Regions from separate parts of the Homo sapiens genome. Here regions 1, 3 and 4 are each linked to region 2. Evidence: chromatin contacts called from ENCODE Hi-C or POLR2A ChIA-PET data. All regions are on one chromosome and are shown on one strand. Each heading gives the region's core, a stretch centred on a gene start or an enhancer-like site at or near the end of the contact. The rest is flanking DNA. Distances are from core to core; before and after follow the strand shown.

Region 1 (3,425 bases), core at 11-2,510, 170 kb after region 2:
CAGCTATTGACAATTTTCATTTCCGCGTGGCAGGGTCCATGTGGTCAAAAGAACTTGACCTAAGCCTTATAAAATCACCAATGTGATGTTTTTATTTGGAAGCATGTTTTGCTGAGGCCATCAGAGTGGAACTGAGAGTTTAGTGGGCTGTGGTTCAAGGAACCACACTTACATGATGGTTTACAAGCAACTCAGCCTTCTCTGAAGGACGGCCTGATTTAGCCATAAGCGAAGAGTCTGGGCTCTGGAAGTTCAGTCTGAACAAAGACTGAGATAGGAATGCCTAGGGCATTTTTTGGGTCTCCATCTCCTCACCTGTGAAGTCATATGGACAATAATTAGTAAACAGGAGCACTGAAAGGATTGGCATTTTTGAAATGTTAAATGTTGTTTTCTTCAGCTCCAGCAACAACTGTTTCTTGTGACTTTCTGTGGGACTCTGAGGAATGTTGGGATGATAATCACAGGAACCAATGGCTGCCTCTGGAAAGCCCATAATTCTGCACATTCATGGAGCTTCACTCTGATTCCAAATCCAGAAAGACCACCATGTCACTTATGGAGACACTTGAAATCCTTTCCACATCTTCACTCATCACGCCTGGGGTGAGAACTAGGAATACGTGAATAAACCAATAACACGTTACTGAAGTCAGTTTCGAGTTTTGCCTGCTATGAACTTAGAAACAACTCCATTTCTCTCAGCACTAGATGGCCTGTTCAGAGTGTATGTGTGTGTGTGTGTGTGTCCTCATGTGTGCAGAGACAGAAAGAGACAGAGGGAGAGAACGCAATATTTAGTTTTGAAGATATTACACTTATAATTATGCTTTCAGAAGCCTGTTTCTGGGAGTACCACAGAACAATGCAGTTAGGTTACCCAAGGAATAAAATCATTAAATAGGGCCGTCCTCTGGTTTTTCCTCCAAACCACTGTCTGTGTGTTGTTCAGGGGAAAGAATCTCAGCTTATTCACAAGTGGCACTATCTTTCCACAGGATGTTCATTGTTTTGAAACTAGAAGAAAACCTCAACAGCTCTGAAGTATATAATTATGCTTTCTTATTACCCAACAAGAATGTTCTCGGGAGTGTTGTTGCGATGACTCGCTTGCGAGTGATCTGACGGAAGGAAGGGCGGCTGAGGAGGAGAGGAGGAGGGAGCAGAGCTTGCCTTCCATGCCACTTACTTTGTTGTCTGACAGCTCTCACAGATTTGTGGCTTGTCCTCAAGTAGACAGCCTAGGGAGATTTTTGGTCGAGGGTTCCCAGTCTCCTCCATGTCCCCCCACCCCCGCCCCACTGTTATCAGTGTAATAAGTGATTTCAGAGTATTAGGGGAGATTCCACTGCCACTGAATCATGTACAGACTCACGGCCAGATGATGACATCAGAAACATATGTGTTAGTCTGAAGGCAGGACTTTGCCTAGGAAATGAGAACAAGATCTCCAGCCGGAGAATTAAGGACCCAGAGGCTTAGAAACCACCCCAAGAGGAGAGCTTCTTTATCTTTCCCCTCCAGGCGGAAAGTCACCTAAAATTTTCTCCTTAGATGTTCACTGTGCTGTTTTTAAATATTTCTAGGAAAGCTCTTTTAGAAAGCTAGGATTTAAGTACTTCACAAACAAGGCAAAGTTTGCATGTAAGGGATAAACTCTGCATGCTCTAACTCATAATTACCATGATTTTATAAACCTGGCATTTCCTAACCAAGCTTTATTTTCATTTGGAGCAGTATCTGTAAGTGAATTCTTCATTAATCATGTTTGCCCACCCATATACCCACCTGTATTTTTAAAAGGTGTATTATTCCCAGATATGTGTTTATATAGACACATCACAATATTATTCCAAGTGCTTTTTATCAGGCCATGGGACACATTTCAAATCACTCTCTAAGTTGACATCATACTTGAGCCTTATGCAGACTGTGTGGTTTCCATAGTAACAAAATCACTTAATGGTGTGAGAAACATGTGGAAGATTATAGAAAAAAAGGAGAAAATCTGAATGGAACAAAAGGCAGGAGCTAAAGTCAAAATTTCTTGGAATGTAAGAAAATTTTTATTGTCGTTTTATTTATCTGAAAACATGAGTACAAACTCTCTTGATGCTACTGGGTATAAATTGTGTCAGTAAAGGATGACCTTTAAGCGTCCAAGGTCACCTTACCCCAAGCTATAGTCTTACAGATGCCTGCACTTCTCATTGTGTGTGTGTGTGGGTGTGTGTGTGTGTGTGTGTGTGTGTGTGTTTGAGCATATGTGTATTTCTGTATAGCTATATAAGTATATACACGTATATGCATTTGGAAGATCCGTGGTCTCTTTTTAAAAACTGGTTTCACCATCTTAGATCCGAAACAGGTAGTAAGGTACTTTCTGAAAGACTTACCTTATTTTCTCTTTGTGTACACACAAACACCAAGACAAGCTAAATTCTTATTTGGGTAAATAGTAATGGTGTACTTGGAAACACCTCTCATTCATTCAGTAATTTATTCATTGGAGACATTTATTGAACATCTCTTGTGATAGACAGAGTCCTTGTACCAGACAGAGAGCTGTAAGCAGACAATTATGATAACTGTGAAGTGTTATGTGGGTAATCTATGAAAAGTTTAGCATGTAATCTTCCTGGTCTCTTTCTTCTTCTTCTTTTTTTTTTTTGAGATGGAGTTTCGCTCTTGTTGCCTAAGCTGCAGTGTAATGGCTCGATCTTGGCTCACCACAACCTCCACCTCCCAGGTTCAAGCGATTCTCCTGCCTCAGCCTCCCAAGTAGCTGGGACTATAGGCGCGTACCACCATGCCTGGCTAATTTTTTGTATTTAGTAGAGGCGGGGTTTCACCGTGTTAGCCCGGATGGTCTTGATCTCCTGACCTTGTGATCCGCCCACCTCGGCCTCCCAAAGTGCCAGGATTATAGGCGTGAGCCACCGCTCCTGGCCCCTGGTCTCTTATTAGGTCCTCCCTGTGACAAAGAGCTCACATTTTCCATGTTTCCAGTCCATGGGAAGCTCAACTGGCAGCTTAGGTCCCTTGCCTAAGGGATTGCAAGCACTTTTGTAAAAGGGTTGGGTTGTCGGGTCTTTCACTTATTAGGTTCCATGAATGAGGAGATGTATGTTCCTAGCCCTGTTTCTCCTACTATTCTAATTAGATGAACTGAGTAGACAAAAATAAATACAACATAATCCCAGCACTTTGGCCTCAGAGTGATGAGGAGGGCAGGATTAGCTGGGGATTTTAAGACAGTGTCTATGTTGGTGATGCCTGATTAAGCAAAACACCAACTTTCCTGGACGATGCATTTCTCCCTTTGGTTTTGTTAGAAACTGGAACCAAAAGGAAGCCCTTTGCGCCAACTCTTCTCAGTGGTAGGAGTTGAGACCATTAGTATTAGAGCTGGAGAAAATGTCGAA
Region 2 (3,194 bases), core at 245-2,744:
CCTGCTTCAGCCTCCCGATAGCTGGGACTACAGGTGCCTGCTATCACACCCAGCTAATTTGTATTTTTGGTAGAGACAGGTTTCACCATGTTGGCCAGGCTGGTCTCGAACTCCTGACCTCAAGTGATCCGCCTGCCTCAGCCTCCCAAAGTGCTGGGATTACAGGCATGAGCCACCGTGCCTGGTCCCAATCAGGTAATTTTTCATAGCAGTGTGAGAACACTCTTTCTGGCTGAAAAAAAAAAAAAAATTCATTGGATTTACAATGCAGCATCTTATTCCTTTGTGGGACAGGAACGTAGTAGAGCCACAGTCCACTTAACCACTATTTACCAACATAGATGTAGAGTGGGTTTCTTAAATAAACTGGGAAAAAGTCCTAGATTTCTCAATCATACATGATTTTCTTGGCTAGGAAATCGTATAATCTGGGACCAGAAGATGACCAGAATCTAGTTCTTCTAAGGGAGAAAAATGGAAATCCAGCAGCCTAGCTGTTTACCCACTTTTCTTTATTAAAAAGCCTCCACCTGCTTTGAAGACTGTTCACAAGATCCTCCAACTGCCTCAAAACATCTGCTTCCCACTAACCCTCAAAGGCCATTTGGAGTTCCAAGGCCAAGCTCCTGCTTCATCCCTTGAGCACTGCTTTTGGCTAACTGGTAGTATTAATATTCTGGATATTCCAAATCACTCTGCCCTTCAGGGGCACTCCTCTGAAAGTATTAATTCAATCACTTCAAATATTTGGGCTTCATTATAACCTTTTTTTCTCTCCCAAATCATGCCACTTTTATGGCTTGACTGTGGAAGTAAGGTTTTACCCCACAATCTTTTTTTTTTAAGTCAACCGGTAACATTAATAAATGTCCAAGAGGTTTTCTTATTCCTAAACTACTCTGAATTGAGGACTGCAAATTATAAAACTGATCAGATCCCAGCCAGTTTCATTCATCATATATCCTCAGCTGTTTAGTTTCACATTCTGTTTCATATTCTCCAATCTGTGAAGAGTCAAGTATAAATACTGTTAGTATCATGGAAGGAAGTAATCCACTTCATAGTGTTTTGAACCAGTGACTCCTGGGGCATGGGGGTGTGGGGTAGGTGGGGAAAGACCACAGAGATAAAGGGTTAACACAGAAACTTGAATAACAGTCTTTGCTTATGGCTTTGACTGGCTAACATTTAACACCATTGCTCCTGAGATTAAAATGAAACAACTTGCCAAGGATAATTTCATTCTTGCAGCCAACAGCGCAAATGTAGAGTTTCCTGAAGGAATAATCTGCGGAAATGCACAGCTTCCCAAAGCAGCCATGGTATGTTAATATGGGATATTTTGCTTTCCAAGGAAACACCAAAAAAATATCCATAGTGTTAGGAATGGAGCAAACCACATGAGAAGAGAACAGGAAAAGCTTCTTCTCTCCCAGAAATGACCTCCTCCCCTCAAAATGGTTTCCCACGTGCTAATTGACTGCGGGGATGAGACAGTGTGGATACAGCTACTAGTTTCACTTAAGTCTTCTTATGCTGAAACCCACAGTTTACATCAAAAGCTGCTAAAGTAAACCAAATAAACCAAAATGGAACATTTCATTCCTGTGTATTTAAAGGCAGGAAGAGACATCATCGTTCTGAAAATATACGAGGGCCATGCTTAAGGATTCAGAAAAACAGGCCAAAGTCAGGCTTGAAGAACACCCACATCCCCTGTGATCATAAAACCCTCAGATTTTATGGGGGAACTGGGGGGAACTGGGGAACAGAGACCTCAGCTTTAGAAGCGGCACCCTCTGTTCTGGGCATTCCTTTCTTCCCAGGTGGATGCTGTAGAGGTCCCCAGTAGCTCATAAGCAGACTACTGGGACTGCGGCTTTCCAGCATCCCTGTTCCACACAGGAATAGGATGCTACATCGCAAAACCAATGAATTTTTTAAAAAATCCAGAAGGAGGTAAAACTTTAAGTTTCTCTTTCATTCTATTGAGTAGCTGGATTTTGGAAACAAACACACCATGCCCTAAATTACGTCCAATGCAATAAATGGCACAACCTGAATTTTTGGTCCCTAGTCTTTGTTCACTGGGGTATAACACATAATCAGCCTCTTGGTAACAAGGGGATACTTAGGCAGTACTTACACCAACAGAAAAGAAAACGAGGGCTGTGACTCATAAGCAGTATGTGGTCCTTCCCACCAGTGGGTACTGTGGCGTTGTGTGGAAACTTGGAGGCTTTAATAAGAATCTGCTACGTCAGCACCATGTAATATAATAGAAAGAACTCAGTGAGGACTTCAGAAACCCTGATGCTGCTCTAGGCTTCGCTGGTCATTTCTCCTGTGATTTGAGTCACCACATCACTTCCTTAGTCCTCAGCTTCTTTATCAAAGTACACCAGGTGATTCTTATGTTTCTTCCAGGCCTCTCTGCCTTAAACCTAACCCAGGGGTTAACCTCCAGGAGTCCTTTTCAGCCTGCTTCAGCCTTTCTAACAGGCCTCCCCTTAATCTAGTGCCCTTTCTGCTACCCCGAGATAAACACCACATGACTCGAAGTGTGTTTGCCAGACAACTGTTTAGTCCTACAAGGCGTTTTACATGTATGGCCAAGGAGCAGGAACACTATCTTTGAAGGCTTCTTTTCTACCAGCGAAGAGGCTGGCAACCACAACCCCTCTTAGCCTTGGCATTCCCATCACTAAAGTGGGACAGACATCTTTCTCACGGAGCTGTCAAATATCAGGTTCTAAGCCATTGTGAACACTGCCAGATACAATTCATGATGTCTGGATAAGCGTGAATTTCAGATACACAATTTGGGACATACTTACATTAAAAATTATACATCGTTTATCTGAGATACAAATTTAACTGGGTGTCCTATATTTTGCTGTTTGCCAAATCTGGCAACTCTACACATGTGAGACGCTGCTGTTGTTGGTCTTAGGTACCAGGCTGCCTCACCAAACCAGTCTTTACGCAGAATAAAACAAGGGTCCATGTGGTTCAGGTTCCTTCTGCCCTCCTACACTGGCCCCCTTTCTGCTCCTCCTATCGGCTTCACAGCATTACACATCCCACCTGGCTCCCTTCTTCCTGAGGCACCTGAATTGTCTACTGACCACCCTTCCAAGCACAGCCCCCTCCCCCTTCCCTTGGTTGAACAAGCTGGCTGAATTAACTCATAC
Region 3 (3,452 bases), core at 639-3,138, 150 kb after region 2:
TTGCTCACTAACAAAGTCACAGTTCTATTCTGTGATAGTGTCAACGCCGCACATTTTTAACCCAGATGGAAAATACAAAGACCAAATATGCGCCCTTAACTGTGCCTATGCTTCCCTTAGACCTTTTGTCTGGCTTGTCTGCTTAGCTATGTTGAATGGGGTTCTCTTCTCTGGTCACTTCTCTACTTACTTCTTCAAGCAGGATTCCTCTTGTGATCAGTGCCCATCTCCCGATGATCTTTCTTTCTCTCTCAGAACAGCTGCTGATGTTCAGGTGCTGATATCAGGGGCTGACCCCTGATTTATACCCAGCCTGTCCCTGGTCATAGCTGATTGATTGGGGATGGACCCCTGACCCAAACTGGACAATCAGATTTTCTCTCCTGAGACTTTGAAATGTGACAAATACAGACAGGGACTCAAAGCTATTGGAGCCAAGTTACAGTGTCGTAGTTGGAATGTCTAACCCTATCCCCTACCTGTGATATGGTGAGATGATGAGAGATTATTCCCCTGATTGTGTTACACGGCACAGTTGGCCTTAAAATCAGGAGATAATCTGGGTGAGCCTGATCTATCATTTGGGTCCTTGAAAACATCAGAAGTCAGAGAGATTTGGAGCATGGGCAGAATTCGGCACACCATTGCTGACCAGAAGATGGAGGTGCCATGTGAGAGGAAACTGCAGTTGCCTCTAGGAGCTGATGGAGGCCCCCAGCTGGTGAGCAAGCAAGAACCTCATTCCTATAATTGCAAGACAATGGATTCAGCCAGCAACCTGAATGAGCCTGAAATGAATTCTTCCCCAGAGCTTCCAGATAAGAGCCTGGCATGGCTGACACCTTGATTTTGGCCTTGGGAGACACCTGAGCTAAGAACTCCGTTGACCCATGCCAGATTTCTGACCTACAGAACTGTGAGCTAATACGCTTCTGCTGCTTTTAGCCACTGTATTTCTGGTAGTTTTTTATGACAGCAGTATAAAACGAAAACACAGGACAATGGCAATGCATTTGGAGAGGGCAGTGACCTTTTCTAGCTGAGGGCGTCAGGACCCCTTCCCCCACATTCCTTCCTCCCTTCCTCCCTCCCTCCCTCCCTCCCTTCCTTCCTTCTTTCCTTCCTTCCTTCCTTCCTTCCTTCCTTCTTTCCTTCCTTCCTTCTTTCCTTCCTTCCTTCTTTCCTTCCTTCCTTCCTCCCTTCTTTCCTTCCTTCCTTCCTCCTTTCTTTCCTTCCTTCGCATTCTTCATTTGGTTCTGTGAGCTGTGCAAGCATCTTACAATAAAATTCCCTCTTCCTGCTTAAGCCAGCAGATTTTTTTCTGTTGCTTATAACCAAAAGAGCCTTAACATAAGGAACTGTGGACTTGCATGACCTGTGACATCAAGTACCACAGTGTAATTCTGGTACTCGAAAATGTGGCTCTGTGAAGACTTTTGAGAGATTCAGTGAATTTTGGAAGGTCCTAGAACCTTAAATGGAGTAAAGATTATTGAAAAATATCTACTTTCTTGTTGACTACTTAAAATTACATTTGAAGGTACTATTTAGACATGACGGAGGAGAATATCAACTTTGGTCTCCAGATATGCCTACCCACGTAAATCCACACTACATTGTGCATAAATAGAAATACTTTGCAATAGTCCTGTCCATTTGGTTAGGGCACAGCCTCTGAAGCTCCCTGGAAGCCTGAAGATGAGTTTACATTGGGTTAAAGCCAGGTCAAGCCAGAGCATGGTTGGCTGCTTCAGGCATTTGTGGGCCAGAGGCCCCATGAGAGTGTTCCTACCCCCACCTAGCTCCAGCTGGCTGCCCATACAATGGAGCACAGACCCCAGCAGGGACCCTGCCAACCTGGCTACTTGCCAGGCAGAGCGAGGGAGCAAAATGACAGAGATGTCCAGGTGCAGACAGCTGGCTTGGCAGAGGAGGACCGACTGATTGACACAGAGGAAGAGGGAGGCAAGCCATGGGCACCGTCCAGATCCTGGGAATCCGCCTATGCCTAGACTCCCAGGCTGCAGCGAAGAGTCACCCTGCATCCTTCAGGGTCAGTCAGAGGAGACGATGGCATGGCCCGCCAGCTCCCTTTGCACTCTGCTGCCATAGGGTGGGACTGGGATTGAAGCAGATGTAGGGAAGGGAGAATGAGCAGAGGGAAGGTGCCTCCCTTTAACGCTTAAATGTAGCAAAGAAAGTCCCTCTGGGTTAGTGCTTGCTTGGAGATGAGAGCAAGCCTGAGGTCCATACGCCTTCTCTCCAGATGTTTCTGAGTATGCCACAGAGTATTATAATCTTTTTCTCTAAAATAATATTCTTGGTGTGGAAAGCGTAACTCAGTTAGTTAGAGACAATGAAATACAGTCTTTTCTGGGTGGGGTCAGTGGAAAAAGAAAGAGGACAAGGCCAAGGAGGGGGAGAAAGGACTGTGTGTAGCTGCACCTAAGCAGGAAAAAAAAGCCACCGGGTCTTGGCCATTCTCCTGAAGGAGCAATTCTAAAAAGTAGAATGTACTTAGGTTTTGGGAGGGCTCTCCCTGGGGCACAGAAACAGAAAACCCGAGCACTTGTAGGAGGTTGATGCGCTGCCCTGTTACCCACCCAGTGCAGGTAGGAAGTTGCCGGCCGGGCCCGGGAACCTGAGGACCGCCTGCCTGATGTCAAGCTGCCAGCCAAGCCTCCTGCAATAATTAGGTGGACTTGGATAGAACCCAGCAAATTGATCCTACTTGCCTGTCTTTCTACACTTGGGTTTTGATTTTTTTTTTCTTTTCCTCCAGCCAGTTTCTTTGGAGCTTATTGTGTCCGTTTATAGTATTTCTTCACAATGGGAAAGAAGTAATAAATTGGCTGGATTCCTAGCTGAAAGTCAATCTTGGTATTCCATTGATAGGAAAACCTCTTATCTCCCCTCCTCTTTTCCCAAGAGAGTCTATATATTAGGCATTTTGCCATTTTCAGATCTTTCCCCAGGCTTTAAAGCAACTAGATAACCATCTTTTAAGATAAAGGATACATTCTTTGATGGCTAGACCAGAGAATAAAATATTTGGGATTTTTATTTTTTTGCTTCTGTTCATCTACTTAGAGTCTTTCAACATTTACCTCCTCTAACATCAGTTCTTTTAAAAAATAGAGACCCTAATTCCAATCATTTTCTTCACAGTTCCAGAGGAGATTAATGTTTATGGACTATATAGACTAATTTTTTCTTCCACCCCTCTACCAGCTCCACATACACATAAATATTTCCTGCTGTATCTGCTGTAGCCTGAACGTGCTCAGTCTGGCTTTAACCCTAGCATGTTTTGCTCCTTAAGGAAGAAAACAATTTCTTATTCACGGCCGACTTGGGTTGTCTCTTGCTCTCTGGTGCCTTTGATCTTTCAGCAGCCCTTCACTCTGCTGATCACAGCCTCCCCTTAATCATTTAAAAGGCTGAACGGGAGT
Region 4 (3,222 bases), core at 605-3,104, 210 kb after region 2:
AAATGCTTCCTCTGACTCAACTTTATACACCCTTAGGCTTTGGTCCAGACCCAGACTATTTGAAAAATATGCAGCCATCTGTAAACCAAGACTTTACAAAGTTTTTCAGTGATCATTAAGTTCAGGACAGCTGCTGACCATTAAAGCCTACTCTATGCAAGACAGCATGCACTGTAAGAGATTAGAAAAGAAAAAAAGATAACACCCTGTCTGTTAGCAATAGCCATACGGCAGCATTTAAAAAAATTTTGGCAACTCATTCTTTCAATTAGGCTTTTCTTTTAGTACTTTCTGTGGCTTAGGCACCATTCTGGGTGCTGGGCACAACAGTGAAAAATAGACAAAAATCCTGCTTCATGGAGCTTGCATTCTAGTAGAGTAAGACGGACAACTAAAAAGAAATAAACAAGCAAAACATATGATAGGTATAAACTAATAATTTATCCCTTACTTGGAAATAAACCTAAGTGATGACTGCTTTCTTTAATCTGATGATAGAACATTTTATAAACAGCTCCTGACTATCCTCTGATTCTCAAGGGGATATAACTTTGTTTAACTAACAAGGGACCAGATGTTTAACCACCTATAAATTTGGAGGTTAAACTGCAAAAAACTGATATGAGGTAATAATGTCTTGCTTTTGTTGTGTGTGCATGGGGGTTGGGGGTGGTCCTGGTAAATAAGATAATTTGAAGTTACAGTTGTATTGTCCTGTAGAACATTAATTACTCTTGTATCTAATTTAGCAATCTTATGTCAATATCCTTTACCCAGATTGACTACATAAGTCGTTTATTTGGATGCTCTTTGAATCAGCTCTTGTCTTTCTTCTGGTTTCCTTATTAATAAGTTGACTAAAACGTTGAACATTGGTATGTGCTCAGAATAAACTTTAAGAACTTTGCTTTTGCATATGTTTGATGGTGATAAAGCTATAAAGAGAAATGAAGCTGGGAATGGAAACAGGAATGCTGAGTATTTGAATTAAAATTTTTATTTTATTTTTTTTTATAAATAGTCTTGCTATGTTGCCCAGGTTGAACTCAAACTCCCGGGCTTAAGTGATCTTCCCACCTAAACCTCCCTAGTTGTCCAGCTTTTCCTTTCTTTTTAAAGATCAAATTACTTTTTCCTTCCTAACACTCTGAATGTAGGTGTACTTGCGGGGAGTTTGTAATTGTAAATACTGTGGTCAGAGAAGGCTTCGCTGATGGCAGGCTTCTGATCAAAGCCCCACAGGAGATGAGGGATGTAGCCTGCAGGTATCCAGGGGAAGAATGTTCTAAGAAAGGGAAAGGCAAGTGAAAGGTCCTGAAGTGATTCACCCTGGCATTTTTGAAGTACCCTGAGAAGTTCAAGGAGGTGTAGGAAGGGCTGGAAGGCTGGCAGAGCGACAGGGGAAGAGTAGGAGTCGATGAGGCCGGAGAGGTGATGGGGGAATGGGCCATGGAGTACAGAGCAGAGGGCCTTGTGGGCTGTGGTAAGACTATGGTTTTTTCTGGGGAAGATGGAGAAGTTTCTAGCTGAGGACTGGCAGGGTCTGACTTGTGTTTTTAAAGGCTCACTCTCTTGTCGATGGAAGAGACTGTAGGAGGGCCCGGGTGGAAGCAAGGAGACCAGTCAAGAGACACAGCAGCCCTCGCAGGGGCTGATGCCGTCCCAGGACCAAAGCATGAGAATGAGTTAGAGTCTATATATATTTGAAGGTGAAGCTAAAAGGATTAGATGGATTGGCTGTGGGGCAAGGAGTCCAAGATAGCCTGAATGGGGGCAATGTCTGTGACAGATCTGGGGGAACAGCTCATCTGCGGAGCTGTTCTGAACCATCCACAAGGACAGGAGCCATCATGCTCGCTCTTCCCACGCATCAGAATTTCCCAAGCCCTGGCCTCCACCCTAGGGGACTTTCCCTAAACACTGACACAGGGGATATCAAACTTTTCATAGTTCCGTTTAGTCATTCACAGTCAGCTTTCCTGCTTGGGGCCGTTCATAAGAACCTTTCTCATTCGCCTATTTCCAGCATTGTATGTTCCCACAATGCTCATGGTTTTGATTTGATGCACATTTTTGTTTTAATTTGCATGTTTAAATTGCATTTTCCATATTGTATTAAACATCCTTTGGGGTGTCTTGCCAGGCCATGATCCTCTCCCTCTGAGAATTGTTTCTCCTAATCTTAGGCAAGGGCCTTGTCTGCCCTATAATTTTTTCATTGGCATCCTGTGTAATCCTTAACAAATAAATAACTACTCCCTAATTTATCAATTAATAAACCTGAATTTTCTTATGTGGGTTTTGCCTGTCAGTAGGATAAATCTTCTTACTAATACATAAGAAGACTGCTTTCCTATTAGTAATTATATGTACATATGTGCCTATATATGTTCATGTATATTACACATACTTAGGCACATTTGCTTCTTTAAGCTGTCAAAGTTTAAGATAAAGGTGCCATGAGTAATCCTTAGTTAGGTCCCAAGACCATCTCAGTTTTACCAACTTAAGACCCCTTGGGAGCTTTATTATCACAGAGTGAGGCTGGAATCACACCAGAGAGATGAGGCCCAGATGCCTAGCAGTCACCTCCCCCGGGCTCTGTGAGCCCCCAGCTCCCCATCTCCTTTCCTCATACATTCATACTCAGGTCTGCTTCTACCACACAGTGATGTCACCCAAGCTATGTGAGTGGGAGCCAGCAGTCCACCTTACTGAGTGCATGACTGAAAGTGACAGAATGACTTATGCACAAAACGGAATTTATTGGCTCATGTCACCGAAATGTCCAGGGCAGTCTAGCTTCAGGAAAGGCTGAGTCCAGGTGCTCACACTACATGATCAGGCACCTGTAGTGCTCCATTTCTCAGCTCACTTTTCCTCTGTGCTTTCAGGCAGGCTTTCCTGACGCTCATGAGCTCTCCAGGCTCACTCTCATTGGCTCACAACCTTGGCGAAAAGAGAGCAAAGTCTAGCAACTGAGTCTCACTGGAATGATTTGGTTCATATTCCCATTGCTGATCCCATCATGGTGGAAGGTAAGACACAGCACTATTGGCTTTATGGAGTGAGACTGGAAAAGGAATAGCTCTCCTGTAGAAAATTACCAGAAGGAAGGAGATGTATGCTAGGCTGACCACCATCAGGTGCCCTGTCCTAGACCTAAGCTATGATTGTCCTCCCAAGCTCTATCCTTCGTGGATTAGCATCTCCCATTGAGGC

Evidence for each region. Hi-C counts contacts between places; a loop is a spot of excess contacts on that map. ChIA-PET counts read pairs that join two places held with the same protein, here RNA polymerase II (POLR2A). Pooled maps may share reads with other maps.
Region 1: a loop to region 2 is called in a pooled map, with 5 times the contacts of the local background. The contact joins two enhancer-like sites. A Hi-C loop is called at or near these places in 2 of 168 maps with a recorded cell type or tissue (PC-3 and mammary epithelial cell) and 11 of 50 pooled maps. POLR2A ChIA-PET finds 5 or more read pairs at or near these places in 6 of 52 experiments (CD4-positive, alpha-beta T cell, CD4-positive, alpha-beta memory T cell, HEK293 and 3 more).
Region 3: a map with no recorded cell type shows a loop between it and region 2 (2.0-fold over the local background). The contact joins two enhancer-like sites. A Hi-C loop is called at or near these places in 1 of 37 single-sample maps with no recorded cell type. POLR2A ChIA-PET finds 5 or more read pairs at or near these places in 4 of 52 experiments (AG04449, HEK293, Panc1 and 1 more).
Region 4: a loop to region 2 is called in a pooled map, with 2.4 times the contacts of the local background. The contact joins two enhancer-like sites. A Hi-C loop is called at or near these places in 1 of 168 maps with a recorded cell type or tissue (naive thymus-derived CD4-positive, alpha-beta T cell) and 8 of 50 pooled maps. POLR2A ChIA-PET finds 5 or more read pairs at or near these places in 4 of 52 experiments (GM12878, activated CD4-positive, alpha-beta T cell, activated naive CD4-positive, alpha-beta T cell and 1 more).

The regions. Positions count from the first base shown.
Region 1 is chr6:111,972,216-111,975,640 of GRCh38, forward strand. No RefSeq gene overlaps it. Among named protein-coding and RNA genes, the nearest start is that of LINC02527, 65 kb to the left of the region's middle. Within about 2 kb of position 1,261, at least 25 of the 41 ENCODE cell types and tissues checked have a DNase peak (open chromatin) inside an H3K27ac peak, as active enhancers do; they include CD4-positive, alpha-beta T cell and PC-3, where a contact is called at or near this core.
Region 2 is chr6:111,802,542-111,805,735 of GRCh38, forward strand. The region is part of intron 2 of FYN (FYN proto-oncogene, Src family tyrosine kinase); the gene reads right to left. Among named protein-coding and RNA genes, the nearest start is that of FYN, 69 kb to the right of the region's middle. RefSeq lists an enhancer at 2,408-2,497. Within about 2 kb of position 1,495, at least 13 of the 41 ENCODE cell types and tissues checked have a DNase peak (open chromatin) inside an H3K27ac peak, as active enhancers do; they include CD4-positive, alpha-beta T cell and PC-3, where a contact is called at or near this core.
Region 3 is chr6:111,949,015-111,952,466 of GRCh38, forward strand. No RefSeq gene overlaps it. Among named protein-coding and RNA genes, the nearest start is that of LINC02527, 41 kb to the left of the region's middle. Within about 2 kb of position 1,889, at least 2 of the 41 ENCODE cell types and tissues checked have a DNase peak (open chromatin) inside an H3K27ac peak, as active enhancers do.
Region 4 is chr6:112,014,642-112,017,863 of GRCh38, forward strand. No RefSeq gene overlaps it. Among named protein-coding and RNA genes, the nearest start is that of CCN6, 38 kb to the right of the region's middle. Within about 2 kb of position 1,855, at least 5 of the 41 ENCODE cell types and tissues checked have a DNase peak (open chromatin) inside an H3K27ac peak, as active enhancers do.